2 separate regions of the Homo sapiens genome follow, and region 2 is linked to region 1. Evidence: chromatin contacts called from ENCODE Hi-C or POLR2A ChIA-PET data. All regions are on one chromosome and are shown on one strand. The core of a region is the stretch at or near the end of the contact, and the rest is flanking DNA. Distances in the headings are between cores, read along the strand shown.

Region 1 (2,792 bases), core at 57-2,556:
TGGGCTGGGAGGCATCAGCCAGGCCAGATCATAGTTATCGAGGACTAGGCAGGAACTTGGATATGAACTGGTAGCATGGTCCTATAGGCTTTTAGCAGACACAGCTACTACATTTGTTACTGCTACTAACAGAGGCTTGACTGCAGATACTCAATCTGTGTGTTCCCTGCATTTCCCAGGGCCTGCAGGTCACAGAGCTGTGCGCCTTGCTCTGACTAGCAGGCTATGGGTCTAAGTGTTACCTCCAGACTGAAGCATAGAAGAGTAGATATGAGGCCCTCATTCTCTCTTCACTCTTTGAGGCAAGCGTTGAGGTGGAGGCTTTATCAGATCGACAAGCTTGGATCCAGGGAGAGCTGTCCCAGAGAGGCATGGGAATTTCATGAGAACAAGAAACAAATGTGGCCGGGCATGGTGGCTCATGCCTGTAATCTCAGCACTTTGGGAGGCTGAGGTGGATGGATTGCTTGAGGCCAGGAGTTTGAGACCAGCCTAGTCAACATAGCAAGACCCATCTGTACAAAAAATAAATAGATTAGTCAGGTGTGGTGGCATGCACCTGTGGTCCCAAGCTACTCGTGGGGCTGAGGTAGGAGGATCGCTTGAGCCGGGGAAGTTGGGGTGAGGACGCTGGGGAGTGCTGGTGATTTCGGGTGTGTGGACAGGTGAAAAATCCTGAAGGGGGATCAGGAAGCTGTGGGAAAGGTGAGAGCAACAGAGCACCCACACTTCTCCTCCTCCGGGCCTCTCCGACAGCACTCAGGCCGCCCCTGCTGGTGGCAGCAAGAACTCCCAGGCAGTCTTCCCTTGTTCTCCCAAAATCAACAGCTGGAACCTCCTAAGGCTTTCCTAGATGCAACTTCTGTCTGTTAGCGCAGCAGCCCTGGGAAGCTACTCTTGTTGCCCAAGGCTCAGAGATTCAAGCCAGTTAGTCAACGCCAGCCAAGGGTGAATTGGCCAAAGACCCAGAGGGCTTCTGTCTCCCAGAGTAGGGGCTGGGCTCCCTCCCAGCTGTCAGCTCCCACTCACAGGTGCAGCCCCTTGTGGGGAGTCCCCAAAAGCTGGATATGGCCTGAGATGGCCAGAAGGCAAGGAGGGGATGGGGAGGGCTATGGTGCCTTCTGCTGAGATTTGCTACCAGGAAGCTCTGTTTTTTAGGAACAGGCCCTGCCTCCAAAGTTCTGAGACTATCAGAGAACTTATCTATCCCCTATCTCATCAGCAACCTCCAGCATTCCATCACACCAACACCATAAACTCTACATGTCTTGCCCCTTTGATACAAGGTGTGGCCCTATGACTAAGTTCTGGGCAATGAGGTATAAACAGAAGACTGTAGGTGAGACATCCGAGAAAGTTCCTTAAAAGGGAGATGAACAATTGGCATAGTCCCTTTGGCCTCACCTGCCTTCTCCTACTTCTTGCCTGAAACTCAGGCTTGATGGCTGGAGCTCCAGCAGACATCTTGGACAATGAGGTCTGGGAAAGCCACGTGTTAAGGAGGTTAAAACCGAAGCACATAAGAACGCCCCTGGAGCTGCCCTACTGGCCCTGAAATGCCCAACTCTAGGCTTCTGTGTGACAGGAGAAGCTCCTGATTGGAATACACATCTGCAGTCAAGTTGTTTTCAGCAGCAGCCAGACAGTCTTGAACACTGGGGTTATGGTGGTGGGCCCAGGCAAGAACAGCTGCTGCCCCAAGCTCCACTTCTTGAACAACGTAACAATGACAGTCAGAGGAGTGGCACCTGATGGCATTTCAAATTGGAAGCTAAATAATGCATTTTCAACAAACCGTGGGAGGATTTTTAAAATAATAATACAGATGTGGGAAATAATATTTGTTTTGGAGGTTTTTGTTTGTTTGTTTGTTTGTTTGTTTCGAGACAGAGTTTCGTTTCATTCTTGTTGCCCAGGCTGGAGTGCAGTGGTGCGATCTCAGCTCGCTACAACCTCCGCCTCCCAGGTTCAAGCAATTCTTCTGCCTCAGCCTCCTGGGTAGCTGGGATTACAGGCATCCACCACCACACCTGACTAATTTTTTTGTATTTTTAGTAGAGACGTGGTTTCACAATGTTGGCCAGGCTTGTCTCGAACTCCTGACTTCAGGTGATCCACCTGCCTCGTCCCCCCACAAAGTGCTAGGATTACAGGTGTGAGCCACCATGTCTGGCAGGGAAGTAATATTTAAGGTTTTTCATTGCATGATTGAGGAAGATCTTTCGGCACAAGCCCCGAAGTCATAAAATAAATGAGTAATCATTTTAACCTCATCAAAATAAATTTTTTTTCAAAAGTCTTTGTGGCAAAAATCAGTCTGGATAGGCTGGTTATACTGCAGCAAGAAAAAAAGCCAAAATCTGAGGGGTATAAAGCAACAAGTGGTTATTTCTGGCCCACAGTACACATCCTTTTGTGGATTGGCTGAGGCCTCCACTCCCATGTTGTCAGTATTGTCACTTTCACTTTAGGCTCCCAAGTTGAAGGCACAGCCATCATCTGCTGACGCCAATTCCCGAGTCAGAGAGAAAGAGGGTGAGCAAAGCACCAGCACTTCAAGCTTCAGCCCAAAGTGTCACACGTGCTTCTGCTTGCATTTAATTGACCAGAACAAGTCACACAGCTGCACCTTGGTTCACAAGGGCAGGGAATGTAATGCCTTTTCAGGGAGGGATCTGGGTATTCATGAACAGTAGTACACAAAAGCAAAAGACTCGACCCTTTGGGAGAAGTTTTAGATACTCATATTATAAACAAAGGGTTAATTTCTCTGATAAATAAGAATACTCCCA
Region 2 (3,072 bases), core at 396-2,895, 2.1 Mb before region 1:
TTGTACTCACCTGAATGCCTAATTTGCCTATTTCCCTCCAAGGCCAAGTCCCCTCTAGGATCAGGGTGAGGCTCCCGCCAAGACAATCAGCACTTTCCCAACAATCTGCAGGGACACATGTAGTTTTCAGACTGAAAGGAGGATAGCAGGAAGTCTGGGTCCCTAAACACTCTGGAGGTATTGGAACAGATGTGTGGAGGTCCCACCATCTTTCCTACGCCTCCTCCACACAGTGGGGTGGCCCCTGCAGCAGGTAAGTGATGAGCGAGGCCCCAACCACATCTAACAAGATGGCCACTCTGTCTGCCTGGCTGGCTGATGCCAGCACCAGCCGCTAGCTCCCGACATGCAGGACTTAAAGCATCTGCCAGACTGGTGCCAGCTTTTGATCAGTACCATGTTGAGCCAGAGACCTGCAGGGAAACGGTCAGGCTCCCTGTAGTCGACTAGCAGGAATCTTACTGAAGAATTTGAGCACAGATTTAAAAGTGAGGTGCAGGCAGGGGGAAGGGGTGTGGGGGACTGCTTGACAGAGGCTGTCTTTTCAAGGCCAGGTTATTCCATCTCTGCTAAGGGAAGAGACACCCTTTCCTGGCTGGTGGTTGGAGCAGGATTTCTGGGCTCCCTTTGCACATTTTGCTGCTCTGCCCTGGGGGTCAGAGGGAGTCTTTTAGCCTCAGCTCATGCATCTGTAATACCCTGAGACCACCGGGATGGGTCCCTAGTCTCCCCCGTGTCCAGCTCCACGGTGTTGCAGTAAAACCACAGCAGGGCCGTTTACAAGACACTTGACGACTCCAGCCAGTCCACTCGCCAGAGGGCCTGCAGGAGGGCTCCTGTCTTCTAAACGAGTCCTCTGCGGCCTAGGCTGCTGTCCTTAGGAAACCCAGTCTACATCCTTGGCAGACATTCAGAGTGCCCCTAAAAGCTGTGTGCTAAGATGGGGAGCCCCCTCCTCCACTGCCCCCTTCCTGGGACACCAAGCCAAGTGTTAAGCAGAGGCCCAGCCCCAGAAACAACGCGTTTTGTGTCTGACAATAGCAGCCTACGTGACTTGAAGGACTCTGCTGTTGGTAAACCAAATGCACGCCAGTTTTGCTTATTTGCTCTAACCTTCAAAGAACCTAGAGGTCCCTTTCTAGTTCAACAAATAAATCCAGTTCCACTCTAGCGGGCCTCCTGGACAAAGTTCCATTGTTACGCCTTCCCTGAATGTCCACTGCTCGCTCCCTCTCAGGCACCCTAGCCCCACGCCTGTTCACCCTTCTTTCGTTTTGGGATAAATCAGCCTCCTTTTTTTGTTTTGTTTTGTTTTGCTTTAATTCTTTCAAAGGGTAAGGAATGTTGACACCCCCGAAACATGCCTCTGATGTCTGGGTAGACTTCAGACGGCTGTATTTGAACGTGCGCTGACGCAGTCGGGCAGATTGGGTTAAACCAAATATTACAATTGCAAGAACTCATCTGGAACTAATAATTTTGAGGCCACCGAAAGTAAAAGGGCCCTGCTTTGGGGCTGGCCAGCGGCAGAGGCCAGCTCGGGCCAATGCTGCCACCTGCCGAGGGCGCCGGGAACAGGGTGCGCCGCCGCGGCCTTCCTGTTTTGCTCTGGCCCCGCTCACCGGCTCCCACGCAGACAGGTTCGCCAGCCAGCCAGACCAGGGCTATTTTAAAAGGCTAGCGCCTCTTCCCAGCCCTTGGTGTAAAGATAGCTAGTCTGGCTGTCCCGTGTCTTCGCTGAAAAAAAGACAACTTCCCAATTATAGAGCCGGGGCTGGCTACAAAGGCAGTTGCAGTTGGAGTCCGATTAAACACGTGCCGGGTGGATTACACAGATCATGTGTCAGTGGCTCGCCTAGGAGGAAGGCTCGTTTAAGTTCAGGATTTTTATTTTGCGGGGGATGATGGGGACGTACAACTCTGGGTTATGTCGGCGCATTGCTGAACTGCGAGTCACATGCCAGATCCAGAAATGATGAAAACATCTGTTTTTGCTTTAGACCAGCGAGGCTCTGGCGGTGGGGAGGGGCGCGAGAGGGACGGGAATGGCTTTGCTCACCAGCACCATCTGCTGAGCCTGCTGTGGAAACGCGTGCGTCCCCAGCACAATGCAGGTTGCCACTCGCCCCGGGAAGGGGGAGATCAACAGGTGGGGGTCTCTGCCCGGGCGATCACTCTCCATGGAGGACAGCCCCGATTGTGCCCTGGGGACTGTGCAATCCCGTATTGTCTCGGAGTGTTCACAACAAAGAGCTTTGTCCCTGAGGACTGCCCGAGGGCAGAGGAGGAGGAGAGAGAAGCAGCAAATGAATTCCCAGGTTGGGAAGGAAGGAGGTAAAGGGGGAGGGGAGTAGCTCCTTAGTGGTTTGCAGACAGTAAAAATTTGCTGTTCTTTCTGGCTGAAATCTACCAGAACAAAGGAACCACGTCTCTATGAAAACTCCCAGCTGCACTTCCCCCCACCGTCCCTCTTGCCTGCGATGGTAGCTTTTGCTCGGCATGTCTGAGAATGTTCCAGTATTCACAGAGACCTTTCTGGTCTCTATGACCAAAGTATTCACAGAGACCTTTCTGGTCAGGCAGGGCTTGACCAGCCCTTCAACGTGCAATCCTCCCAGCTTCAAGAACCCAGCAATGGGATGGTTCTGAATCGGAGCCATACTGACAGCCAAGCCAACGGCATTCTTTCGATGTACAGCAAATATTTACTGCCTGCCTGCTAGGTGCCCGGAACTCACTCAGCATAACTATTTGTCATACAGCTTAAAAAACAATACAAATATGTCAGAGAAAAATGTATGTTTAGTGTCAAGTGCGTGTTTGAGACAATGACAGCTCTGAGTTGAGAAGCAAGGCGAGGATTGCAGACCTCGAATCTACCTTTCCTCAGTATTTGGGGGCAGTTCTGAGAAGAAGCTGGATTCCTCCAGCTTGTGTTTTGGGTTGTGTAGTCAAATCCCCTGAGTAACTGATTTTAATCAACCTGCTTCAGCTCTGACCTCCAGCCCTCTGGCGTTAAAGATAAATCCTCTACAGTTCCCATCCAAACGGCATCCATTACTCACAATCAGA

Evidence for each region. A loop is a pair of places that touch in the nucleus more often than their neighbours do. ChIA-PET counts read pairs that join two places held with the same protein, here RNA polymerase II (POLR2A).
Region 2: a loop to region 1 is called in a map with no recorded cell type, with 8 times the contacts of the local background. The contact joins two enhancer-like sites. A Hi-C loop is called at or near these places in 1 of 37 single-sample maps with no recorded cell type. POLR2A ChIA-PET finds 5 or more read pairs at or near these places in 1 of 52 experiments (GM12878).

What each region holds. Positions count from the first base shown.
Region 1 is chr11:119,571,210-119,574,001 of GRCh38, reverse strand. No RefSeq gene overlaps it. Among named protein-coding and RNA genes, the nearest start is that of NECTIN1-AS1, 140 kb to the left of the region's middle. Within about 2 kb of position 1,306, at least 2 of the 41 ENCODE cell types and tissues checked have a DNase peak (open chromatin) inside an H3K27ac peak, as active enhancers do.
Region 2 is chr11:121,654,649-121,657,720 of GRCh38, reverse strand. No RefSeq gene overlaps it. Among named protein-coding and RNA genes, the nearest start is that of SORL1-AS1, 200 kb to the right of the region's middle. RefSeq lists an enhancer at 1,675-1,884. Within about 2 kb of position 1,645, at least 35 of the 41 ENCODE cell types and tissues checked have a DNase peak (open chromatin) inside an H3K27ac peak, as active enhancers do.